Linked DNA regions of Mus musculus: region 2 is linked to region 1. The links are chromatin loops, found by intact Hi-C in ENCODE. Cell type or tissue: left cerebral cortex. All regions are shown on one strand. Each heading gives the region's core, and the rest is flanking DNA. Links, peaks and the distances in the headings are about the cores only. Region 1 has its middle 220 kb from the start of Gm9871. Region 2 has its middle 160 kb from the start of Gm9871.

Region 1 (13,024 bases), core at 5,025-13,024:
TTGTGAAGATTCTGTAGTTCTGGTTAGCTGGGGCTGAAGAATCAGCTGTGATTAACAAGATACCAGAACTACCAAAGCAAAAACTTTGCATTACTGGGACTATTGATGCTGGTTAGCTGGAGCTAAGAAATTAGCGGTGATTAAGAAGAGATCAGCATCATTGAGGTGACATCTTCTGGGAAGTGTTTTCTGAAAGCACAAAGAGGCTGTGTTCCAGAGATGGCCAAGGATGTACTCCTGCTGCAGCAGGACTTGGTAATATGTAAGGGTCACCCAGGTGGTACTGGTTTTGAAGGCATGAAGGGGTCACACAAAGCAGCTGAGGCTCGGCACTGTGCGAGGCCATGGAAGGCCATTGGTGAAGGAAGGTGCAGCCTCAGTTGCAATTGAAGGCCCAGAACTGAAGGGGTCATGCAGTGTTTTGGAGATGCCAGTACCATGAGATGACCACCAAGAGCAGCAGCAGCAGTGGAGTAGAGGCATCTGGAGCCTAGAGGATGACACGTGTGCTACAAAGGGCATGGTTGGAGAAGTGACCCAAGCCCTTGGAGGAGCCCAGAAGATTGTGAATTGGATCCCAGACATTGGATGGTTGGAGATTGATTTTTGCTTTTGATTGTGACTGTGCCCTGATATTTTCCCTCTTGAAGGAAGAAACTGTTTTAGTGGAGCCCACAATTAAGAGACTTTTAATTGTTAAAAGACTTTGGATTTTAAAAGAGATGGATATTTTAAAGAGATTGAAATTTTAAGAATATGTAAAGACTGGGACTTTTAAAGTTATTTAGATCTTGGGGATGAATAAGATTGTAAGGGTTGAGGCTTACTAGTGATGTTTTTGTGTGTCAAGTTGACAAGGGGTCAATTGTACTGGCTAGTTTTGTGTCAACTTGACACAGCTGGAGTTATCACAGAGAAAGGAGCTTCAGTTGAGGAAATGCCTCCATGAGATCCAACTGTAAGGCATTTTCTCAATTAGTGATCAAGAGGGAAAGGCCCCTTGTGGGTGGGACCATCTCTGGGCTGGTAGTCTTGGGTTCTATAAGAGAGCAGGCTGAGCAAGCCAGGAGAAGCAAGCCAGTAAAGAGCATCCCTCCATGGCCTCTGTATCAGCTCCTGCTTCCTGACCTGTTTGAGTTCCAGTCCTGACTTCCTTTGGTGATAAACAGCAGCATGGAAGTGTAAGCCGAATAAACCCTTTCCTCCCCAACTTGCATTTTGGTCATGATGTTTGTGCAGGAATAGAAACCCTGACTAAGACAAATATTTTCTATTCCTTTTACTTATGTACTTAATTTTTGTTTGTTTGTTTGTTTGGCTTTTTGCCTGGCTGGATTTTAGCATCTTTATTGCTACACAGAGAACTTGCTACTTATTCCTTTCATCGTTTTCTCCAAATAAAATAAGAGTGAAGCAAATCATGAGCAGGGTAGCCAACCAAATCTCATTCTTCCTAAGCAAAGTGCTGTTTCCAAAACACAAAAGGAAAATTTTGCTATAGTTCTGTACCATGGAGGCCAGGTCCAACATGTTGGCTCTTAAGACCTACTGACTTACGCTTCACAAACTAGGCACCAAGGGCTTTCTTTGAGGAAATAAAACATTCTCTCAACATTATTTGATAGATAATCCCCAGAGTATATTATCTATTAGCATTTATATACCTTATACACAAAGACAGTCATGTAGAAAGTCAATCTCTAGTATATAACTAAGCAGAGTGTTCTGCTTACATGATACCACTTATGTATCCTCATAAAGGAATAATTGTGATGAGAGAGATATAAACATGGTAGGGTGACTATTATTTTTGAGCAATTAATATTATTGTGACATTACTGTTTGTCTGATGGGTGAATCCTATGGAGACAGGGGAGCTATTTTTAAGTTCCTGAGGGGCTATCATGAAGTAATAATTAGCTTATGTTGTTCTATATGAAGTCAAGTATTAGGCATTAGATTCAACTTTAAGTTATTAGCGAGCATGCCAATCTCCATATAAGAAGCACTTAATTATCTCTGTGGCACTAGATCATAGGCTGCTTGGGCAGGCAAAAACTTTCTAATGATGATTCCTTGCTAAGATGATTAGGAAAGAAAGTTGAAGATGGATATTTAAAAGATGAATGTCTCTTTAAAAAAACAAAAGCTAATATAAGAATTAATGATAAGAGAAACTTTCCATAGCAATGTCTCCACATGTGTTGCCTAGGCATCATCTCATTTAGTATTCAGCATGAGGTCAATGATGCCCATGAAGTTGGGACATCCTACTCATCTTATAAATACCAAAGAATTGAAATGGTGTGCCCATGTCATAGACATAAAGAATGAAGCTGAAAGTAAATTAATAAATGCCCAGCTACCCAGCCATAAAACAAAGGCAGGAATGAACAACTGATTACTTGTTTGGGTTCTATGTGTGGGTGTGTTCATACATGCAAATGAGGACACATAGCCATTCTACACTTTGTGCATAGAAGCCACACAAAGAATATAGATGTCATTTCTCATCTTCTACCTTGATTGAAACAAGGACACTTGTTTTTGACACAGCGTATACCAGGCTAGCTGGCCTGTAAGCTCCCAGGAGTTCTGTCTCCATCTTCCAAGTCACTATGAGAACCCTAAGAGTTCAGAGATACACTATTGCACCCAGGGCTGCTTGTCTCTAGAGATTCAAGTTCAAGTACTTAGGCTTGCATGACAAATGTTTACCCACTGAGCCATCTTCTTAACCCTGAACATCTGATCTTTTTTACTTCAAGAAAAACTTATAAACTTTAGGAATTATGGAAGTAAAATAACTCGAAGAGAGGCATGATGACTAAATTTAAGTTAATAAAGTAAGAGTTCGTTTTTGAGGCAATCCTGACCCAAGCAGAGGGCATGTACATCTTGTGACTGTTGAGAAGGTTTGAAGTCAATGGAAGTAAAAAAATAGATAGACCAGACACAGGTTATTAGAATTATACAAAGCCAGGCCACCACAGTCTCAGGTTTAGTGTTCTTGCTTTAAGTATATTATTTTAGAATGGATGTATAGAATTTAAGAATCTTTAAGAGCTGAGGTGGAAGTATCACCATGGAGAAATTAATGTATTGTTAGTCTTCTAAATTTACTAGCCATTGATCCAAAGCAACATTATGAGCTATGTCTAAAGAGTGATTTGTGCTGATCTCCTATGAGCAACTTGAAAGTTTGGATGGGCATTATGATACATTCACACACACACACACACACCCCTCACTGACACCCAAATGGCTGTGTTCTAGATTCTGAAGACTTGTTAGAAAAATGACATAAACTTCTGGCTTCATGGTTCTTAAATTTAAGGAGTAGAGGAGACAAAAATAATATACAAATATTGATGTATACTGGGAGTTGTGTTATGGGGAAGCAAAATAGAACATGACAAAGGGGTTGGCAGTCTGCAAAGGAGCTCTACCGCTTTCATCCTAGTTGCAGAATAGGAGGTATTTGTGAAAAGCTTGGAGGCAGATGGAGAAGCAAGCCGTGCAGATATTTCAGGACAGATTGTTCTAGAGACAAGGAACAGCTGAAGCACACATTGCTCAGAAGTTAATATAAATTTAGGTCCAAAGAACAGTGAGGCATGGAAGGTTAAGGCTCAGATGAGGTCTGAGGGGAACAACATAGTGCCCTGTGGACTTCCATAAGTGCGTTATTGTCCATCTTTACAAGACCATTAGCCTCTCTTTCACAGGCAGGGAAAGTCCTTCCAAAATTCAGAATATAACAGGATCATAGGCTAAATACTTTTTAAACTTAGAAAACAGATATTCCAATATTCGAACATGCCCATGAGAAATGGGTTATTTGGGCAGGTATTTTTATTTTTATTTATTTTTATTTTTTTCCATTTTTTATTAGGTATTTAGCTCATTTACATTTCCAATGCTATACCAAAAGTCCCCCATACCCACCCACCCCCACTCTCCTACCCACCCACTCCCCCTTTTTGGCCCTGGCATTCCCCTGTACTGGGCCATATAAAGTTTGCATGTCCAATGGGCCTCTCTTTCCAGTGATGGCCAACTAGGCCATCTTTTGATACATATGCAGCTAGAGTCAAGAGCTCCGGGGTACTGGTTAGTTCATAATGTTGTTCCACCTATAGGGTTGCAGATCCCTTTAGCTCCTTGGCTACTTTCTCTAGCTCCTCCATTGGGAGCCCTGTGATCCATCCATTAGCTGACTGTGAGCATCCACTTCTGTGTTTGCTAGGCCCCGGCATAGTCTCACAAGAGACAGCTACATCTGGGTCCTTTCAATAAAATCTTGCTAGTGTATGCAATGGTGTCAGCGTTTGGATGCTGATTATGGGGTGGATCCCTGGATATGGCAGTCTCTACATGGTCCATCCTTTCATCCCAGCTCCAAACTTTGTCTCTGTAACTCCTTCCATGGGTGTTTTGTTCCCACTTCTAAGGAGGGGCATAGTGTCCACACTTCAGTCTTCATTTTTCTTGAGTTTCATGTGTTTAAGAAATTGTATCTTATATCTTGGGTATCGTAGGTTTTGAGAGAGAGAAACAATTGTTAGTTCCAATCTAACCAAATAATATGAATGAAATGTTCTTTAGATAGCTTCTTTCCACTCACCTGAAAGAGAATCTGTCTCTGCATTAGTGGCACCCTCTCTCTCTCTCTCCCCTCTTCCTAACACAGCTGCCACAAAGATTCTCTACTTTTTTCCAGATTTTTTTTCCTCAGTTCAATCACTTCATTTGACCAATGAGAAGCATTTCTTTTTTTCTGGTCCAAGCATCTATTTTCCAAAGTGGATCCACAAAAAAGGCTTGCTCATCACTCTGTATGATGAGCCTATAAAATGTTCATCCAAGGAAACAAATTTCCTAAAGCTGATTATGCTGCCAAAGAAAAGAAAATCCTGTGCATGTTGTTATTCTCTGTTGTCTAATACTTAAAAAGGATGATCTTAAATAAAATTTGCATCAGGTTTTGTGAGAGAAGGTAATTTAGGTCTTTGTTGAAGACATCTCCACCTCTTACTTCAGAAATAGATGATGTTTGGGAATCTGGGAATATCAGTAGAATGCTTGATACTAGGTGAAGGGAACACTTCATTTCTGCTTCTGAACCTAAAGCCAGAATATTCTTGAGTTATCTGTAATCTTAGCCATGCCTGGGATGAGTTAGGAAGCTCTTGTTATGGAGTACCTAGAGGGCATGTGATCTTGAAAATCTGCTTCTTCAATTTATTTAAGTAAATTAAAGTTGTGGACACAGAGAGGCATGTCACTGAGAAGGGAGCCAGAAGAGAAAGAGGTAGCTCTGAATGAAGGAGGGGACATATGAGGGGTGGAAGCCGGGCTTTGACATTTGCCTAATCCTTATCTATTTGAACAGAAAAGGAGGCCATAACATATGTCTCAGAAGCACCCACATGTTCCACCCTTGGAAAAAGTGATATCATAGGCAGGATTAACAAGCCCTCAGATCTACATTACAATAAAATCCAGGACTGCAATGCTTATGTTACCAGAGATTCCACTATCAAATCAGGATAGCAGAAAATAATAGACACACAGAGATGTCCCTATACACATTCATTCCAGAAATGCAACTGAAGTTTTCCATCCCTGTTATTCACACTTGAACATAGAATCTTGACTTCACATAAGACCAAATGCATTTATAATCTAATCTTAGCATGCATACATGAAAACCACACAGGTAGCAACTTGCCGCAGTAACACTCCAACTATGCATTAAAATAACATAGAGAAGTGTTTTTTTTTTTTTAATTTGACTGATTCAGGACATATCTCACCGTGCATATTTAAATTATTTATACCTTAGGAAATATATATCCCAAGAGATTACATTATGCAGCTAACCTCGAAGATCAGGAGCTTAAAGATAATAAGGATATTTACATTCAAAAGAGAATTGCTCTAAACTTTCATTATTATCCACCATTTGGTCTTTCCTCTCAACGAACATGTTAAAAAAATCACAGTGTATCCTAACCTACCTATAGTTAATGCTCAAATTTCTCAAGTTCTATTGATATTGATTTCAATTTGCAACAGAACTACAGTGGGCAGCAGGTCAGATAAGTCCAGGAAGGCTTCTGCTTCTCACCATCAGAAATGCAGTAGTGTTTGTTTTTAAATACTGTTAATAACTCAAGGTTATGCTTAGAATGGAATGATTTCCTCTCTCTTCTTTCTCAAATCATTACTCCACAGGGAAGATAAAGAATGTCAACTCTGCTCAACATTTCCAGGTGTGATTATTACACCTGTTTTGCAAGTTAGCTTCAGGAACTGAAAAGACTTTGATGGCAGGTGGTAACTTTTGTTGAATCAACAAGATTGACTGATCTCACTGTCGATGTTTGGTGTGTCAATCATCTGCACTCCACAATGGAAAACAGGGAAAGGAATTCTTTCCTTCCTTGGACTGCTACTCTGTGATAATAAGAACAGAGATAACCAGCTCCCTATAAGACCAGAGTCAATCTAAAATATCACATGTCCATTAGAGGAGAATAAGAAATGTCAGATTAGAAACAATTGGCTAATTTATAGTTAAGTTTATATATTAAAGAAGGGTAAAAAGACGAGAACCACCTTTATATTGAGAAACAGAAAGAGGTGTGTGTGTGTGTGTGTGTGTGTGTGTGTGTGTGTGTGTGTGTGTGTGTGTTTGGGGAAGGGGGCAGGATCCGGCTGGGAGGAGAGGGTTGAAGAAGCTGGGAGAAGTAGTATAGCAGGTCGGGGTACTGTAATCAGGATATATTATGTGGGGAAAAAAATCTAGTTTCAATAAAAGGTAAAGACTAGAAATAGCATTTCCTAAGATGCAGGAGCTTTCTTCCGTGTCACCTAGTTCATATCTCTGAGATCTTTTTAGTAACAACAATTTTCAGTAATCTTAGCTACAAGTAGTAGAAAACAACATCAAATGGGCTTAAACAGAAAAGATTAATTTATTGGTGCATGCCACTAAAATATGAGTTACTAGCTGCCTTTAGGGGGTGGTGGATCCAGATGATCTACTGATGCTGGAAGTGGTCCTCCTCCCATTCCTGGGCCCTGTTTTCAGATCATGCTACCTTAATCTTTAGTTACATTTACAACAGATGATGGTTGTGACGATTTAAAGTATGTTTCTTGCTGTAAATCTAATTACCTATCAGTTCCTAATCAATGGATTATGTCCCATAGCCACAATGATACTTCCTGGCAGGACCTAATCTTAGCACTTATCTGTTGTGCTTAGACAAGACTGACCCAAGTTATACTACATATACTTAGACATAAATTAGGGTGACAGTTTTCTAAAGGGTAATCAAAGGGTTAGCATTCGGTAAGAAAATAGGATGCTAGAGAGACAAAAACACTACTCTAAACAGAATCCTACCACAAGTGCCTTTAATATTGACACTCAATTTTATTCAGGAAGTGCAGAGCCAATGAGCCTACAGAATATTCTGTTCACCTTTGTGTTATGCCCTGGTAAAAGCTCCAAGCACATTATGTGCTGTGTCCTTTTCATTCTAAATGAACAATTTATATGATATTTGACAGAGTGAGTCCCGGGGGCAATATAATGCAGAAAGAAGAAAACTCTGGGAAAGCAGGGTAACTGTGGTCAGGAATGGCACTCACTCGGTTTCTTTTTTTTTTTTATTGTAAATTTGCTATATTGAGAAATATCTCCTTTGAATATGGCTCTGTGATAATGCATTATATATGCTCTGCATTTATCATTGATATGTAGATGACTAACCTTAGGGTTAAGTAATTCAAGCACGGACACTCAACTTTCTATGGAGAAATGTTCTTCATTGTTCCTCACCCCCCCTCGCCCCCAAATATAACACACACAGAATTGGATGAGTAAGCTCAACAGATCCTTTGTATCGTTATCATCACATATGACATGGTTTAACCCCAAGAAAACAGTGACATGCCTGAAACTGACCCTTCTTTGCTCTCTTACATCTCATTTTAATAAAGACAATGAGCTAGAAAAGTATTTCTGTGAGTTGATCATAAAACGAGAATTGATGAAAGGAAGACTTTAGAATTATTCGAACATTTTCACAAATAAATCTTTTCTTTCAATGACTAATTGATATTCAAACCAATATTTAAGATAGACATCTAAACATCTTGTCTCTCTCTCGTGGGCCTCACACTGAGCACTAGAAAACCAGCCTCACTCAAACTTGTGATCTTGGCAGGCTGGGAGATTCACAGTGCAGTGCTATTTATAGCGATGAGCTACAGTTCCTCTTAGGCGGGTCTTCACTAGCTCAGCCCTGTTAACACTGAGTCAGATTGTTCATTATTCCTTACACTATGTTTAGCAGTCTCTCCAGCTTCTTCTACTGACTACACGCCTGTAGAAATCCCAGGTTTTCTGACAATCAAATACACCTCAGATTTTGTCAAATGTTCCCTGGGGTACAAATTTTTTTCCCCATGGATAACTGCCTTGAACATGGAAATAGAGACTGTGGAAAACACATACTTTGCTAAGATAATACTAACTTTGTAACTCAGAATATGATCTCTTTTATGACCTGTAAATTCTGTATAATTCCTTTGCAATTCCGCACAAATATGGTGGCTTTTTTTTTTTTTTTAGATCTGAGAATAAAAGCTGAACCTGCAAACTGGGATGACATTCTTTATTATGTGAACCTACAAAGGTAACAAGTGAAGAAAAGTAGTGCTTCAAGGGGGGGGGGGGGGATCTTCAGATGTCTGCTGGTCACTATAGCAACGAGAACAGAAGGGATTCAGATGGAGGACACATGCACTCCAGCAGGAGGAGTTCAATTTAAATCAAGATTAGCAACATCATAAAAAAGAGGAACCATGCTGAATGTAATGAGTGCACCCACACTGTCAGGAGAGCGGTGCACTCCACTGTGAGGAGTCCAAGAGTCATGTTCCCTTCAAGAAAATCCTGGGGAGTCTGTAAGAGCTTGGGAGGCACAAACATTTTCATGACAAAGTCACTTTGTCAAATCTCTTAGGTGGCTATGGGATTCCCATGAACCTTCAGGTCCTCTTGAAACACTTGAATACTGCCTTGCTCATAATGTAGAACAATGGGCACTGTGACTCTCTAACAACAGCAACTGAGAATTTTAAATATTTAAATGTAACTTGGAATATTCATTCATATATTTCAAGTTAAGGAACCAACATAATATACTACCACTAGATGTGAAACTGTGGTAATGGTATTTTTTTTTGTCTTAGCAAAATTTTAAAGACAGAGTTAGAAATATCTTTAAAGACAGTAATGTATTGCAAAATTGAAATCAGAATGTTCAAAATTGAAGCAGAGTTGCTCCTACTAAGATTAAAAATCATTACTTAGGATATTATTTCCTGTTTGTTTTTGTTTTTATTTTTTTTATCATTTCAGTCATTGCAGGCTATTAAGGAAAATGCAGAAGATGACCTTTTCTATATTTTGTTTTATTTTTTGAAGTGGCTGGAGTTATGCTTTTTTAAGCACTTGGAAATTGAATATCTTACTTTAGGAATCTCAGCGTTGTGCAGGTGAATTCAAATGTAAGATTTAAGCATTTTGTTCAAGCAATAAATTTATTGATTTTTTTCAACTTAACTGAGCCTAGGGTAATTTTAATCTGAGCGTTTGTACAAGGTCTAGTTGCACAGTACCTGTTCTGCTGTGGAGAATTGTTCACGCACTTCTTCAGTGTATTTGAATTAAAGCTTGCTTCCTTTTCTCCAACTTGACTATTTTAATTCTAAGAGCTTCTTAAATTTTGTTTTCGGTTTTAAATTTTAAAATCAATTTTGCAACTACTTTTTGGTTCAAAACAGTCCAATACACTATCCAAACAATAGTATAGACAAATACATAGAAAGTTTGATAAAATGAAAAGCAGATAGGATCCTTCGTTTTGCAATATAAGTAATCTTGATATTATGTTATCAACTATGCATACCGCATGTATGTGGGGTATACACAATCTTAGACCCTGGCCACTTTAATGAATTTAGATCCTTTGGAATTCCAAACTAGATCTTTATTAAATATTTTCACTTACAATCAGTCAGAAAAATGACAAGTTGCTTTATATTTGAAAAAAGAAAGAGCAAAGTGCGCTGGACCTAAATAATAAGTGACTGGCTACAGATCAGCTTCTTCCGTCTGAATGTGGCAACAGCTAAAGCAAGGGATGGAGCTGTGTATGGCTCAGTGTTCAAGAGTGGCTTCAAATATTTGGAACTCAGTGCTAGGGGATCTAATATCTGCTTCTCGCTTCTGCAGGCACATGCACGCACATGCCATACACTCACACAGGCAAACATACACATGAAAACAAAAAAATAAATAATAACTACAGTGGATCCTTGGATATTGGTGATATACTTTTTTACCTAAAAGTAACACAAACAGCTTGAATTTGCCTTGGGACCACAATTTCATATATCTCCAATTTTTCTTCATGCTCTCCTATGAGAGCTTTGAAAGATAAATTAATGCAACCTTCTTCTAAAAAAGAAAAGAAATTAGTTAAAATCCAGGATTTTACAAAGTAAGGCTTTAAAAAAAATCTTGAAAGTACTTAAGATTAGCATTTGAGTTTGTGCAAGGAGGTACACACTCAGTTCCTAAGGAAAGCTTTAGGTCAAGGCAAGTGAACATTATGTAAAATTCTCAGGAGAAATACATCCTGCCATTCCCAAAAGAAAGCAGATTTTCACCAGATGAGAACTTTTCTTCTTCTAGATAACATGAAGGACCATTCTGATTTTGAAGTATAGAGTCAGGCATACTTTCAGAAGCACATCTTCATCTCTGGTGACATTTGCATTTACCTGTAAGTAGCTTTACTTCATTATGAAACTATGTAGAGTCATCCTTCATGCACAGGATATAGAAGGTGAGACTCTTGCTTTGATCAGAAAGTTTAATGGGACACTTCTGCTATCAAGAACCAAGACAAATCTGATAGAATATTGAAAAATCAGAATAAAAAACAAAGTTTATAGTGGATCAAATATTAAACTTTTTAAAAGGCAAAAAATCCCTGTTGATCTCAATTTATTCGTAGCAATTGGCAGTAACCATTTGCTCCCCTGTCAGGGGTGTGTGTGTGTGTGTGTGTGTGTGTGTGTGTGTGAGAGAGAGAGAGAGAGAGAGAGAGAGAGAGAGAGAGAGAGAGAGAGAGTTCTGAACACTAGGATTCATATCTATTCCCTATTTCCCATCTTTTTATGTTCTGGTTCATTCTCTCAACTATTATGAGCATTTTCCTTTAAGTGGATGGTGTCTCTTTAAGACTATTTACTATATCAGGGCTGCAGCCCAATTTGCCTGCTGTTCTCTTTCTAGAAGCTCCTATATTATCCTGTGCACTTGTCAGTATCTTTAATAACTGATTGGCATCAGGTTTCACAATCATCTTCCTTTATCTCCCTGATAGACTTATTAAGTTTACACTTCCTTGCCTTTTTGAGTCAAGCCATATCCAAGAGATTTATAAATAAAGATATAATAAATGAGGATATGAGAAGAAACATTATTCCATTTGGTTCTTATAGAGGTATGCATGCATATTAGTGTGATTAGATATACATGTGTGACACATAGTTGCTTAGCTAACTCTTAACGCTTGACCAACTAGAAGATGCTGAGGGACAGATCTATTTTAGCACAGTTTAGTTCTACCTTCTGCACTTCTTTTGACATTTAAATCAATTCTCTGCCCTTCATATGTTGTAAAGGTCCAGGGCTCCTAGCAGAAGGATATATTTCTATGTATTTTATTCAATGTGGTTGAGATCTTACAAATGAAGCCCAAGAATCATGATACCACTCATCTTTAATCAATATCACTCTGCCTATAGTTCTTTTACCCTCTCAGGAGAGTGAAATACATATGGGGAAGAAAGCCAGCATTGGCTACATAGAACACCACTCTAGAAAAATCCAGGCCCATGTGACAGGCTAGCCTACCTGTATTGGCAAATGAAGTTTTATTCCAAAACATAGTTACTATGTAATGTCATTATATATGAAACCACCAGTATTATGACAATTGCACTGAGTTGAGAGTAAATGAATTAGACACCAAAGACCACAGGATCCTCAGATCTAGAATATTCACCTTCTGGCATTTCACTGAGTGGAAATAAAGAATTACTTCACTAATAACTGAGATGAGTCTGGAACACTAAGAATTAGCTTGGATATAGGGGTAATTTTATGTCTTCTTTTTACTGTTAAATGAGAGAAATGAAAGAGAGCTCCTTTGAGTCACAAGTTAACAAGATCTCTTATGGGACAACTAGGTTGGTGGAGAAAATAAGTGCATGTATTTAGCCCACTTATGAGCCACACAGGTATTATGAAAGTGTGTGCTGAGTGAGATGAAAATGCTGAAATGTACACAAAACTAGTCTGTAATTTGGGACAATGATACTAGTGGATTACAATAGCAATACCCTGAGTTTGAACATTGGATAAATGAGTGTTTGTTGTGCCCACCTCGGCCAGCAAGGAAGACACAACATGGTTGGATTCTTCTCAACAGCCTTTATTGCAGGAAAGCCTCGATGCTGCTATGGGGACCCCGGGCACCCAGGGAGGTCTGCTTATATGCACTCTAGCACAGGGAAAGGCTTCGTGTCCTCCTGGGTTAGGTTGAACCGCTGTCACCTAATTAGCATGTACCGGCTCTGGAGGGGTTGGCACCAGACTCGGGCTTACGCCTGCGCAGTGGTGTTGTTTATGACAACAGCACACCAGAAACCGGCACCATCTTAGAGTTGGCTTCCTACAAGTGTTTATTCATTGACATGGATGAACACATTTCTAGAAAGAATGCTAACCCCTTGGGTTGTGTGATCACTTAACACAAATGAAATTAAAAGAGGATGTAATGGTTGAATATATGGCTCAGTTGGTAGAGCACTAGCCTATGATACAAGAGCATATGCACTTTAACCCTAACACCATATGTTAATAAAA
Region 2 (13,024 bases), core at 3,007-11,006, 61 kb before region 1:
CTTAGCCCCCATATTGTCCTCCTTCACCTCTTTGAACACTTCTTGCAAATACACTTATTTTTATCATAAGCTTCCTCTCTACTGAATGGGAAAGAGTACAATTGGTTAAGATATTGATTTGGACATCATTGCCAAGCAGCAGGGGCTTTGACGACTGGCACATTTGTACTCACATGCAACTCCTTATCAGCAATCAGCTTGATGAAGAGAAGAGGAATTGGGACAAATAAATGAAGGGCCTCATTACACTATTCAGAAATGGGATTTTCAGTTCTATTCCCAGCAGGCATATTATGGGGCCAGGTCACACACTGTGTTTATCATCTGCTGCTCTGGGTTGATATCACTCTCACCCTCAAGTATGGCTCTGAATTACGGGAAAGGTAAGCAGATCTGATAGAGTCATCAGATGCTTTGCCTAGGGTAATTACTTGACCTCATTTTACAATTATTCTTGTTCAGATGACCTTGCTAAATCCCCAGCACACAATGAAGTGCTCCCTGCCAACTGACATGCACACGTGAAGAATTCCTCCACACTGGGAAGAAGAGAAACAAACAAACAAACAAACAAACAAACAAACATGCACTGTCTATGACACTGTGCCTTGTGTATTTCTGTGGTGCATTTCTGCACCTGTATGGTTAGTTCTGAGAGCTACTTGAATGCAGAGTTAGGAAGGCTCAAGAATAAATATTATATGTGCAAAATAAATTTCTAAAATCTAAGTAAGTATACAATTTTCAGTGGGTGAAATTGTTATCTTGCATCTCTTTTCCAGATTATATATTAGCCTTTTTAGGAAATACTTGGTGTACTCCCTTCTTAGCTATTTCTTTTCTAGAAGTGGAATACTTATGCAAACACTTCCATATGATAGGCTTGGAAAACTTCTAAGACCTAAAAGTCACACATAAACAAGGCAGGAAAAAATTCTCAGCTGAAAAAGGGCTTGCTACACAAGCATGAAGACCCAATTTCGTGCCTGTCACAACAATGCAAAACAAAACAAAACAAAACAAACAAACAAACAAAACAACTGCAGAATTGCATGCCAGTAATTCCTAATTCCAATACTGGGAGTCTGGGACCGAAGGATACCTGGAATTCACTGGCCAGCCAGTTTAGCTAACTGAGGACATACAGGTTCACTGAAAGTCCCCTTCTCAAAAATTAATGTGGATAGCAATTGAAGAAGTCACCCAATGTCTGCCTCTGGTCTCTCTATACATATACCACAGAAATATGCACATTCTCATGTGTACAAACACTACTCACAGACACGCAGACACACACACACACACACACACACACACACACACACACACACACAGAGTACTTGCAGGTCTGGTAGTTGAATCTAGATTGATATGAAAGATTCTTGAGTAGATCAACTCATCTCAGAGACTTATCTTCATCTTATTATTATTCATGCTTTTTCTTTGTCATTCTTCTTTATATTTATTTATTCATAGTTATGATTTCAGTCGTCCCTTGGTATCTGTATGATATTGGTCTATATCAACTACATGGTACAAGTGACAGAAAGCAAGACATGGATGGTCTCCATTAGAGGCAGCGCTGCAGCAAATATGAAATTATTTTAAAAAGCAGAGATATAATCCTTGCCTATGAATGTGTCTTCTGGTAGCCAGCTGGCCTGTTTTTAAAGAGCGCTTATTCTCTTCTCTTTCTGGGACGGCGGGCTGCTTTCCTTCTGCATGGCAACTTTGATGATGCTTTAGAAGATTTGTGCAGAGCAGAGTTGAAAAAATATGTGCACAAAAAGATGAGCAAAAGGCATATTTCAGTACTTGTCATAGCTTCCAGATGGCATAGTTGCTATGGGTTGAATACTGTTTGTCCCTGAAATGCATACATTGAAGTTATGATCACAAGGCATTGAGAAATGATTGTGCCAGAGGGTTGCAACCCTCCGAGGAGAATTCATGTTCATGTAAGGATACAGTAAGAGTAGGTTGTGTGTCTCTAGAACAAAAAGGAAGCAAATTCACCCAAGAGGAGTAGATGACAGGAAATAATAAAACTCAGGGCTGAAATCAACCAAGTGGGAACAAAAAGAACTATAGAATCAACCAAACGAGGAGCTGGTTCTTTGAGAAAGTCTTAGATAAACCCTTAGCCAGACTAACTAGAGGGCATAGGGACAGTATTCTAATTAACAAAATCAGGAATGAAAAGGGAGACATAACAACAGAATCTGAGGAAATCCAAAACATCATCAGATCCTACTACAAAAGGCTATACTCAACAAAACTGGAAAATCTGGACGAAATGAACAATTTCCTAGACAGATACCAGGTACCAAAGTTAAATCAGGATCAGATTAATGATCTATACAGTCCCATATCCCCTAGAGAAATAGAAGTAGTCATTAATAGTCTCCCAACAACAACAACAACAAAAAGGCCCAGGACCAGATTGGTTTAGTACAGAGTTCTATCAGACCTTCAAAGAAGATCTAATTCCAATTCTCCTCAAACTATTCCACAAAATAGAAACAGAAGGTACTCTACCCAATTCATTTTATGAAGCCACAATTACTCTAATACCTAAACCACATAAAGACCCAGGAAAAATAGAGAACTTCAGACCAATTTCCCTTATGAATATCAATGCAAAAATACTCAATAAAATCATTGCAAACCCAATCCAAGAACACATCAAAACAATCATCCATCATGACCAAATAGGTTCATCCCATAGATGCAGGGATGGTTTAATATACGGAAATCCATCAATGTAATCCACTATATAAACAAACTCAAAGACAAAAACCACATGATCATCTCATTAGATGCTGAGAAAGCATTTGACAAAATCCAATACCCCTTCATGATAAAAGTCTTGGAAAGATCAGGAATTCAAGGTTCATACTTAAACATAATAAAAGCAATCTACAGCAAACCAGTAGCAATCATCAAACTAAATGGAGAGAAGATGGAAGCAATCCCACTAAAATCAGAGACTAGACTAGGCTGCCCATGTTCTCCCTACATATTCAATATAGTACTTGAAGTCCTAGCCAAAGCAATTAGACAACAAAAGGAGATCAAGGGGATACAAATTGGAAAGGAAGAAGTCAAAATATCACTATTTGCAGATGATATGATAGTATATATAAGTGATCCTAAAAATTCTACCAGAGAACTCCTAAATCTGATAAACAGCTTCAGCACAGTAGCTGGATATAAAATTAACTCAAACAAATCAGTGGCCTTTCTCTACACAAAGGATAAACAGGCTGAGAAAGAAATTAGGGAAACAACACCCTTCTCAATAGTCACAAATAATATAAAATACCTTGGTGTGACTCTAACCAAGGAAGTGAAAAATCTGTATGAAAAGAACTTCAAGTCTCTGAAGAAAGAAGTTGAAGAAGATCTCAGAAGATGGAAAGATCTTCCATGCTCATGGATTGGCAGGATTAAGGTAGTCAAAATGGCTATCTTCCTGAAAGCAATTTACAGATTCAATGCAGTCCTCATCAAAATTCCAGCTCAACTCTTCACAGAGTTAGAAAGGGCAATTTGCAAATTCATCTGGAATAACAAAAAACCTAGGATAGCAAAAAGTGTTCTCAACAATAAAAGAACCTCTGGTGGAATCACCATCCCTGATCTCAAGCTGTACTACAGAGCAATTGTGATAAAAACTGCATGGTACTGGTACAGCGACAGACAGGTAGATCAATGAAATAGAATTGAAGACCCAGAAATGAACCCACACACCTATGGCCATTTGATCTTTGACAAAGGAGCTAAAACCATCCAGTGGAGAAAAGACAGCATTTTCAACAAATGGTGCTGGCTCAACTGGTGGTTATCATGTAGAAGAATGTGAATTGATCCATTCTTATCTCCTTGTGCAAAGCTCAAGTGTAAGTGGATCAAATAACTCCATATAAAACCAGAGACACTGAAACTTATAGAGGAGAAATTAGGGAAGAACCTCAAAGATATGGGCACAGGGGAAAATTCGTGAACAGATCAGCAATGACTTCTGCTCTAAGATCAAGAATCGACAAATGGGACCTCATAAAATTGCAAAGCTTCTGTAAGGCAAAGGACACTGTCAATAAGCCAAAAAAAAAAAAAAAAAAAAGGCCACCAACAGATTGGGAAAAGATCTTTATCAATCCTAAATCTGATAGGGGACTAATATCATATATATCTACATACCCATACCCGTACCCATACCCATACCCATACCCATACCCATACCCATACCCATACCCATACCCATACCCATACCCATACCCATACCCATACCCATACCCATACACATACACATACATATACATATACATATACAAATACATATGTATGTATGTATAGGACTCAAGAAGTTGGACTCCAGAAAACCAAATAACCCTACTAAAAAATGTGGTACTGAGCTAAAAAGGAATTCTCAACTGAGGAATACTGAATGGCTGAGAAACACCTGAAAAATTGTTCAACATCTTTAATCATCTGGTACATGCAAATCAAAACAACCCTGAGATTCTACATCACACCAGTCAGAATGGCTAAGATCAAAAAATCAGGTGACAGCTGATGCTGGTAAGAATGTGGAGAAAGAAGAACACTCCTCCATTGCTGGTAGGATTGCAAGTTGGTACAACCACTCTGCAAATCAGTTTGGCAGTTTCTCAGAAAATTGGACATAGTACTACCAGAAGATCCAGCAATACCACTCCTGGGCATATACCCAGAAAATGTTCCAATGTGGAATAAGGACACATGCTCCACTATATTCATAGTAGCCTTATTTATAATAGCAAGAAGCTGGAAAGAACCCAGATGTCCCGCAACAGAGGAATGGATACAGAAAATGTGGGACATTTACTCAATGGAGTACTATTCAGTAATTAAGAACAATGCATTTATGTAATTCTTAGGCAAATGGATGGATCTGAAGGATATCATCCTGAGTGAGGTAACCTGATCACAAAAGAACACACATGATATGTACTCACTGATAATCAGATATTAGTCCAGAAACTTAGAATACCAAAGATACTATTTTCAAAACACATGAAACTCAAGAAGAAGGAAGACCAAAGTGTGGATACTTCGTTCCTTCTTAGAATCTGGAAGAAAATACCCATGGAAGGAGTTATGGAGACAAAGTTCGGAGCTGAGACTGAAGGATGGATCATCCAGAGACTGCCCCACCAGGGGAACCATCCCATAAACAACAACCAAACCCAGACACTCTTCCATATGCCAGCAAGATTTTGCTGACAGGACCTTCATATAGCTATATTTTCTGAGGCTATGCCATTGCCTGCAAATTCAGAAGTGGTTGCTCACTGTCATTTATTGGATGGAACACAGGGTCCCCAGTGAAGGAGCTAGAGAAAGTACCCAAGGAGCTGAAGGGTTTGCAGCCCTATAGGTGGAACAACAATATGAACTAACCAGTACCCCCAGAGATTGTGTCTCTAGCTGCATATATAGCAGAGGATGGCCTGTTTGTCTATCAACGGGAGGAGAGGTCCTTGGTCTTGTGAAGGTTATATGCCCCAGTACAGGGGAATGCCATGGCCCGGAAGCAGGAGTGGATGGGTTGGGGAGCAGGGGGAGGGGAGAGGGCTTAGGGGACTTTCAAAGAGGAAACTAGGAAAGGGGTAACATTTGAAATGTGAATGAAGAAAATATCTAATTAAAAAAAAGAAAAAAAAATAGGTGTGTGTCATGTCAGATTCTCAAACTTGATGCACTTAGTCAGGTCTCTATTACTGTAAGAAAATACCTTATGGAGTGAGTGTCTGACTTACTTTTCTCATTCCTGAGACAAATATCTGTCAAAAGCTAGCTAATCTCTCACAAGCACAGGCAGAAGCTGACCAAATATATAGATCATCTCTCACATGTGTGCCCACATGCCTGTCTCCCAGCTGATTCTTGAGCTGAGGCTAGTTGATAATCAATATCATAGGTAGTCAACTGAAAAAAAGAGACCTATCTTTTGACTCACCGTTCAGAAATTTCAGTGTATGGTCAACTGTCTCTGCTGCTTTGGGCCCATAGTTAAGCAGTATATTCTGGAGGAAGCCTGTGGTACAAGAAATTCCTCACTTTAGGCTAGCCCTTCAAAACATACCTCAACATCCTTGATTCCCTCTTCCAGACTTCACCTGCCCCCAATTAGTGACATAAGCTAATGAATCTTCCAATGTAAAGCCTGTGGACTTAGTATAGATAGAGCAGTCTTCTCTTGGGCTTTCCAGCCTCTAGAACTTGGAGAAAGAATTCCATTGTACCATTTATAAACCACTGTAATCACTCTTTGTGACATCTCCCCAAACCAACTAGTACAATAGCAACACTACAAAGTCTGCAGATTCACAGCGCCTATTCTGAACCATCAGAAAGATGACTGGCTGAAATACGTTATTTTATCTTATCTTTCAGTGGTTATAGAAACAGATCTAGCTTGTGTTTGTCTTGCATCTGTGACACAGATATGTAGACAGATGGGGAAAAAAGCATCCGATGAAGTGAAAATTCCACAATGGTTTCTTTGTGCCCCATTTTTTTAAACCAATGAGACTATGTGAACTGTATTTTACTGTGAAAGTTCACCATGAAGTGAAATCTAACCTCATGCTAATAAATGGCACCTTCCGGGGCGCAGTGATGGTTCATAGGCTAAGAGTACTTGCTGTTTTTGCAGAGGAACTAGGTTCAATTGAAAGCTCCAAGTTAAATTGAAATTGAAATTTAAACAGCAATTTAAGTTGTTAGGTGGCTCACAACTGCCTATAACCCGAGCTGCCAGGGATAGGATGTCTTTCACGGGTATCTACACTCATATATACACACACACATGCACACATAAACATACACATAGTTAAAAATAAAGTAAATCTAAAACAACCAAGGGACACAATAACTGGAATTGTGGCTATGATAATTACTTTATTTCTAGATTTTATAAAATATTAAATATACAGGAAAAACTAGTCCCTTGCACTTTCCCACATGGCTATAGAAAGCACAATCAAAGTAGAAAAATAACTAATTTGGGGGATGGGGAACAAATCCCATATTCTTTTTTTTTTTTCCATTTTTTTCCATTCTAAGTGCTCTAAAAAAGCCAAAGAGCCAAGAGCTCCGGGGTACTGGTTAGTTCATAATGTTGTTCCACCTATAGAGTTGCAGATCCCTTTAGCTCCTTGGGTACTTTCTCTAGCTCCTCCATTGGGAGCCCTGTGATCCATCCATTAGCTGACTGTGAGCATCCACTTCTGTGTTTGCTAGGCCCCAGCATAGTCTCACAAGAGACAGCTGCATCTGGGTCCTAATCCCTAGGGAACCAAAAAGCAATAAGGAAACAGACAGAACCCTGTTTTTACTTCATTATACTTTGGCCTGGAATCACACCGGGGATGAAACAGTTTCATCCAGGAAGCAAGAGGAAAGGAAGGGTTAAGGGGATGTAATCTCCCCTTCAAAGGCTCCAGTGACCAGGATCCACCTCTTAAAGATCAATGAACTTTAAAATAATGAAGATCATCTTGATAGTATTAATTAAACTCTTTCCACCACAGTTATTTTAACCAGAAGTCCGGCTTTTCGGTGGACGCAAAAAGCTTAAAATATGCTGACTTCATGCCGATGCTAAAAGCGAGCTACTGTGGGTGTAATGGTGACATTTCTCCAGCTCTTTAGTATTTTGTCCATTTATATACCATCACCATGGCTACTGTGATAACATTTAAAATAATTCCAATGTAAATCTGACAGCACCTCATTGGGTTCTCTCAGAATCCCGTAATTAGGTAAGAAAAGACTGCTGATTGAGAAGGTTGGAGCCACGTGGGACAGGCTGCGTTTCCCCATTAACAATCACAATGTCCCTTCTCCAAGGTTTTCCCTGATGTGGCTGAGGCTTCTTTCAGGCTGGAATCTGGAGCTTTCGCTTTTCCAACTGAGGCGGGAAATTAGGGGGGGAGTGAGGGGGGATGTTGCGGGGCAACCAAGATTCTATTTTATTTCTTTAAATGTGGGGAATTAGAAAGAGATTTCCCCCTTTCTACCCTCTAATTAAAGGACTTGAGGATGATGCTTCAAAGCTGCTTTCAGAAAAGCTCAGAATCCTGTAAGGGTTAAGTCCCTGGTTCTTATTATTGTAATTTACCATGTTTGTTTTTCCTAACAAATTGAATATAATTATAAAAGATAAAAGTTCTATTTAATCAAGGTTCTTTCTGGACAAAAGGCCACCTACCAACAGAACAGGAACGAACCTGATTCATAGTCTTAATAATGCTTAAACCCATGGCTTGTTCCGGACACCAGAGGTGAGTTTAAGTAACGTACAGTTTTTATACAAACATATTCTGTATTTTGATGAGGTGAGCCACATGAAAGCTATTTCAGCCACCACTGCAGCTGTGTTGTTTGCAAAAAGGCATCATAAATGCTCAGTTTGACATTCTTTGGGGTTTTAACTAGGGGAGATGTTTACACTCTTGTAGTTGTCCTTAATGAGGAAGAATTTAAACTAATTGGCACACCTAATAAGGGAGCTGATTAGTTCATACAAATAGCTCAAGTCCATTATTTGACACAGAATTCACAACTGTGTCCTGCTCTAAGAAAGTTCTGTGCCATTTTATAACAGTAAGGGAGAGAGAGAGAGAAAATAGACACCGCAGAATAGCATATGGGCTGAATCAGTTATTCATTGTTCATTGTTTTTAAAGGGGCTGCTCTTCAGCATGGAATGGACTTATGCAATTTGTGCTTAGGATCAAATTGTCCCATCTGAGAAGGGAATCTGCATGGATACAGTACTTGCAGCGTGAGAATGAACAGACGAATTGGCCTAGAACCAAACTGTGGTGTTGCATGCATAAGAGTCAAGTCTTCGTGCTCTCTATAAAATTCATATTGGAGCACAATGCGTTGCTCATCGCCAATATCATATCATTCTCTGATTTTATTCAAAAGAAGTGTATATTTTTCATTATACACTTTTGAAATTTAGAGACATAGAGGTTGATAATTTTAAACTTTTACAACCACGATTAGATTTAATCAATAGTTAAGGAGAAAGGTGCAATTTAGTTATTTCCAAAATTATATTTTCTTGTTACCATTAGGAGAGGCAGATCTACTGGTATCTTGGTGGCGAAGACTAGAGGTGCTATGAGATATTCCAGAGTGCCAAACATCAGCCCTGATAATCTTGGAGGTTCAGATCTCTTGAGGCCTCCAGCAATCTGCCAGGAAACAATATTCTTACCAAAAGCAACTTGGACCTTGGGAGGCTTCACTGCCATCACACACAAAGACATGACCACACACAATTCTTTTTTTTTTAATTAGGTACTCTCTTCATTCACATCTCCAGTACTATCCCAAAAGTCCCCTCCCCACCCTCCCCCACCACTCCCCCACCTACCCACTCCCACTTTCTGGCCCTGGCATTCCCCTGCACTGAGGTATATAAAGTCTGCACGACCAATGGGTGGGCCTCTCTTTCCACTGATGGCAGACCAGGCCATTCTCTGATACATATAGCTAGAGACACGAGCTCCGGGGGGCACTGGTTAGTTCATATTGTTGTTCTACCCATAAGGTTGCAGATCCCCTCAGCTCCTTGGATACTCTCTCTAGTTCCTTTATTGGGGGCCCTGTGATCCATCCAATAGCTGACTGTGAGCGTCCACCTTTGTGTTTGCCAGGCCCCAGCATAGTCTCACAAGAGACAGCTATATCAAGGTCCTTTCAGCAAATTTCTGCTAGTGTATGCAATGGTGTCAGCGTTTGGAGGCTGATTACAGGATGGATCCCCAGATATGGCAGTCTCTAGACGGTCCACCCCTTCGTCTCAGCTCCAAACGTCGTCTCTGCAACTCCCTCCATGGGCGTTCTACTCCCAATTCTAAGAAGGGGCAAAGTGTCCACACCCTGGTCTTCGTTCCTCATGAGTCTCATGTGCTTCGCAAATGAACACACACAATTCTAAGGCAAAAGCCAGCTTAGGTAAGAATTTCTCATAACGACTAGAGACAGGTCAGTGGACAGTCTTGAAAAATGTCACCAGTGATGATTAGACTGAGAAATCAAAGCAGAAGGGGTCTTTGTTTTAAGAGCAAAGGAAAACATTGCTGAAAAAGCACATTGGAACTGTCCACACATCATTTCTGCTCCAAGACAGAGATGAATCTGATTTAAACCAAAACACTGGGGAAGCGGATGGCTTACATGTCACGACAAACATTAAGTCAGAATAAATTTACTCTTAACACAGCAGGTTCTGTGCTGGTGATTAAATGTGCCTGCTGCCACAGGTCACACCATTCGAATTAACACAAATATGCAAGTATTAAATTATTTCACCAGCAAGGCTAAAGCCTTTCTGGAAATAGGTACTCTGATCATATATCTACCTATCCTCCCTAACTCCCTGACAAAATGGTTTAGAGACCATGGGAATTATTGCTCCATAGGGAGGAGGCTTATGAAGTAGGTATTTTAAATTCAAGACTGCAATTAACTTAGCTCAAGTTAATGTTTCAGGATTTATACCAACACTGGTTTCCAGAAAAAGCTGAGCTCACACTGTGGACTCCATTGCTTAACTGTGTTACCCTAAAAACACAAAGTAGCCCTCTTTGAGCTACAGTCTCAAAGGGGTGAGCCTTGTGAACACAGCAGATTTCAGTAAATGATTAGGTGCCATGTTACAAAACTAAATCTTCCCCAATTTCAATCGTCTTTGAAGCAAGAGATAGAAAACCAAAGGTTTGTTCCTACTGTTACAGAGTTGATGGGGATGGGGTAGTTAGAGGGCTCATTGGCTGGTTGCTTTTTCCAGCAAACTTAGGAACCTGAGTTCAATTCTCAGGACTCGCAGAAGGGGAGAACTGACTCCCACAAGCTATCCTCTGTAATATAATGTAATGTATATGTAATCCATGGCACGTCTATACCTGCTACCTCTTCCTCCTACACAAAATAAAATCAAAAATGGAAAACAACTAATAAGCAGCTCACAGATTAATGACTAACAAGAGTTTCAACCTACTCTTTCTATAAGAGAACAGTGATGTCTCCTCAACTCACCTTCTCTCTGCATCTCATTGATATTCTACATGTCTTACCTTTACCGCTGGTACAGGTTGGCTTGAATCTAATTGGACAGGCTTGCTAAATTCTTCAATGTGCAGACAGGCATGCATTTCTATGCACTGTATTGCACCTTCTTTTTAACACTGAATAACACTGCATTTCTGTTACCTATTTATCTGACAGCTTTTACAGCCATAAGGTAAGTGTTAGTAAACATTGGGATATGACAAAGAAGAAGACATTTGTGCAAGGGAGTTGGGCAACACTCTTGTAGACCCTCTGACCATCACAAAATTCAAAGATTATTCTTTCTTTCTTCATGGTGTCCCAGGGATGTAGAAAGCCTTAGCAATGGACTGCATGTCTGTAGTAAAGATTCTGGCTCTACAGCACAAGGTTGTATGAAGCATTCAGAAACTCAGCAAAAAACATGACTTTGTTTTCTTAATAGAAGGCCAGTATTGCCTGGGTTATCTGTTCTATCAAATCTCTTCTCATGTCTTTGAACTACTGTACAACTCTGGGAGCTGTAGAATACTGATAACTGTGCAAGTAGCTCCTGTCCCATAGAAATGCAAATTTTGTCCAGTGGAGATACAGTTGATCGTTACTTCTCTGTGGCTACTGACTGAACCTGACATCTGCGAAGCAAATTCACTCCAGCATCTCTGATGTATACATGGGTCTTCTGTGTGGATTTTCCTGTAAATTAGTAGCTACAGGTTATGCATCATCTGCAGTTAATTTACATAAAATACTGACAGGGATGCATTTTATGTAAGTGCACCGTTGATGGCTACGTTTCCTTTACAATTATGTTTTAATGCATTCAATGCTCTAATATTGGAAGACAATAGCTCCAATCAAGTTCAACATCTCCTTTAAAAAATTAGAAGTTTCACAAGAGACAGCTATATCAGCATCCTTTCAGCAAAATCTTGCTGGCATATGCAATGGTGTCAGCGTTTGGAGGCTGATTATGGGATGGATCCCTGGGTGTGGCAGTCTCTAGATGGTCCATCCTTTCGTCTCAGCTCCAAACGTTGTCTCTGTAAGTCCCTCCATGGGTGTCGGCCATCATTGGGAAGAGAGGCCCCTTGGTCTTGCAAACTTTATATGCCTCAGTACAAGGGAACACCAGGGCCAAGAAGTGAGAGTGGGTGAGTAGGGGAGTCGGGGGGTGGTGAGAATATGGGGGACTTTTGGGGTAGCAATTGAAATGTAAATGAAGAAAATACCTAATAAAAAATTAAGAAAAAAATTAGAAGTTTCAACAATCAGAGTTTGGCATTTTTTGTTGAGATAAGTAAGTTTTGCTTTAATCATGAAAACTCATTTCCATCAGGGCCAGATAATACTTCTGGTTTCTACAACTTCAATTAGAATTTAATGATATAAATATTTTTTAAAAATGTGTGTGTGTGTGTGTGTGTGTGTGTGTGTGTGTGTATCTATATGAATGTGTTTGGATACCTACAGAGCCCAGATGAGGGCATTGGATTTTCCTGAAGGTGGGGTTACAGATGGTTATGAATCATCCAAAGTATGCTTAGAATGGAACTTGGGTCATCTGGAAAAGTAGATGTTCTTGATCACTTGAACCATCTCTCTAGCTACAGGACTACTTTATTCTATACACTTGGTTTTTCAGTCAGGATGATTCTCTATTAAAGTTTTACTTACCTTTAAAGCAAATATTTTGGCCTTAAGATACACAGAATTTAGTTGCTTGCACATGTCAATTCAGGAAACAGAAGCAAGCATGTATGTGTCTCTATCCCGATTCCCCATCTTTACCACAGGTGGATCTCAGGCCACCTTCTGCTCTAAGTTACTTAATTTTGCGTGGAACATTGGTTTTCAGTCTGGCCCTTGCCCTAAATGATGCAGTTTTACATAAGAGAAGTTGGCT

The links. Hi-C counts contacts between places; a loop is a spot of excess contacts. Peaks named below come from ENCODE experiments on the same cell type or tissue, not always from the same donor. Only the 100,000 strongest peaks of a DNase experiment are listed, where the experiment ranks them.
Region 2: a loop joins it to region 1, with 7 times the contacts of the local background. A loop is called at or near these places in 3 of 42 quality-filtered maps.

Annotation. Positions count from the first base shown.
Region 1 is chr6:101,989,542-102,002,565 of GRCm38, forward strand. No RefSeq gene overlaps it. Among named protein-coding and RNA genes, the nearest start is that of Gm9871, 220 kb to the left of the region's middle. In left cerebral cortex, for the core only: no CTCF peak of the experiment used is centred there; DNase peaks (open chromatin) are centred at 5,357, 8,280 and 8,902; H3K27ac peaks cover 323 bases.
Region 2 is chr6:101,930,209-101,943,232 of GRCm38, forward strand. No RefSeq gene overlaps it. Among named protein-coding and RNA genes, the nearest start is that of Gm9871, 160 kb to the left of the region's middle. In left cerebral cortex, for the core only: no CTCF peak of the experiment used is centred there; DNase peaks (open chromatin) are centred at 6,493, 7,717, 8,421, 8,728 and 2 more places; H3K27ac peaks cover 3,751 bases.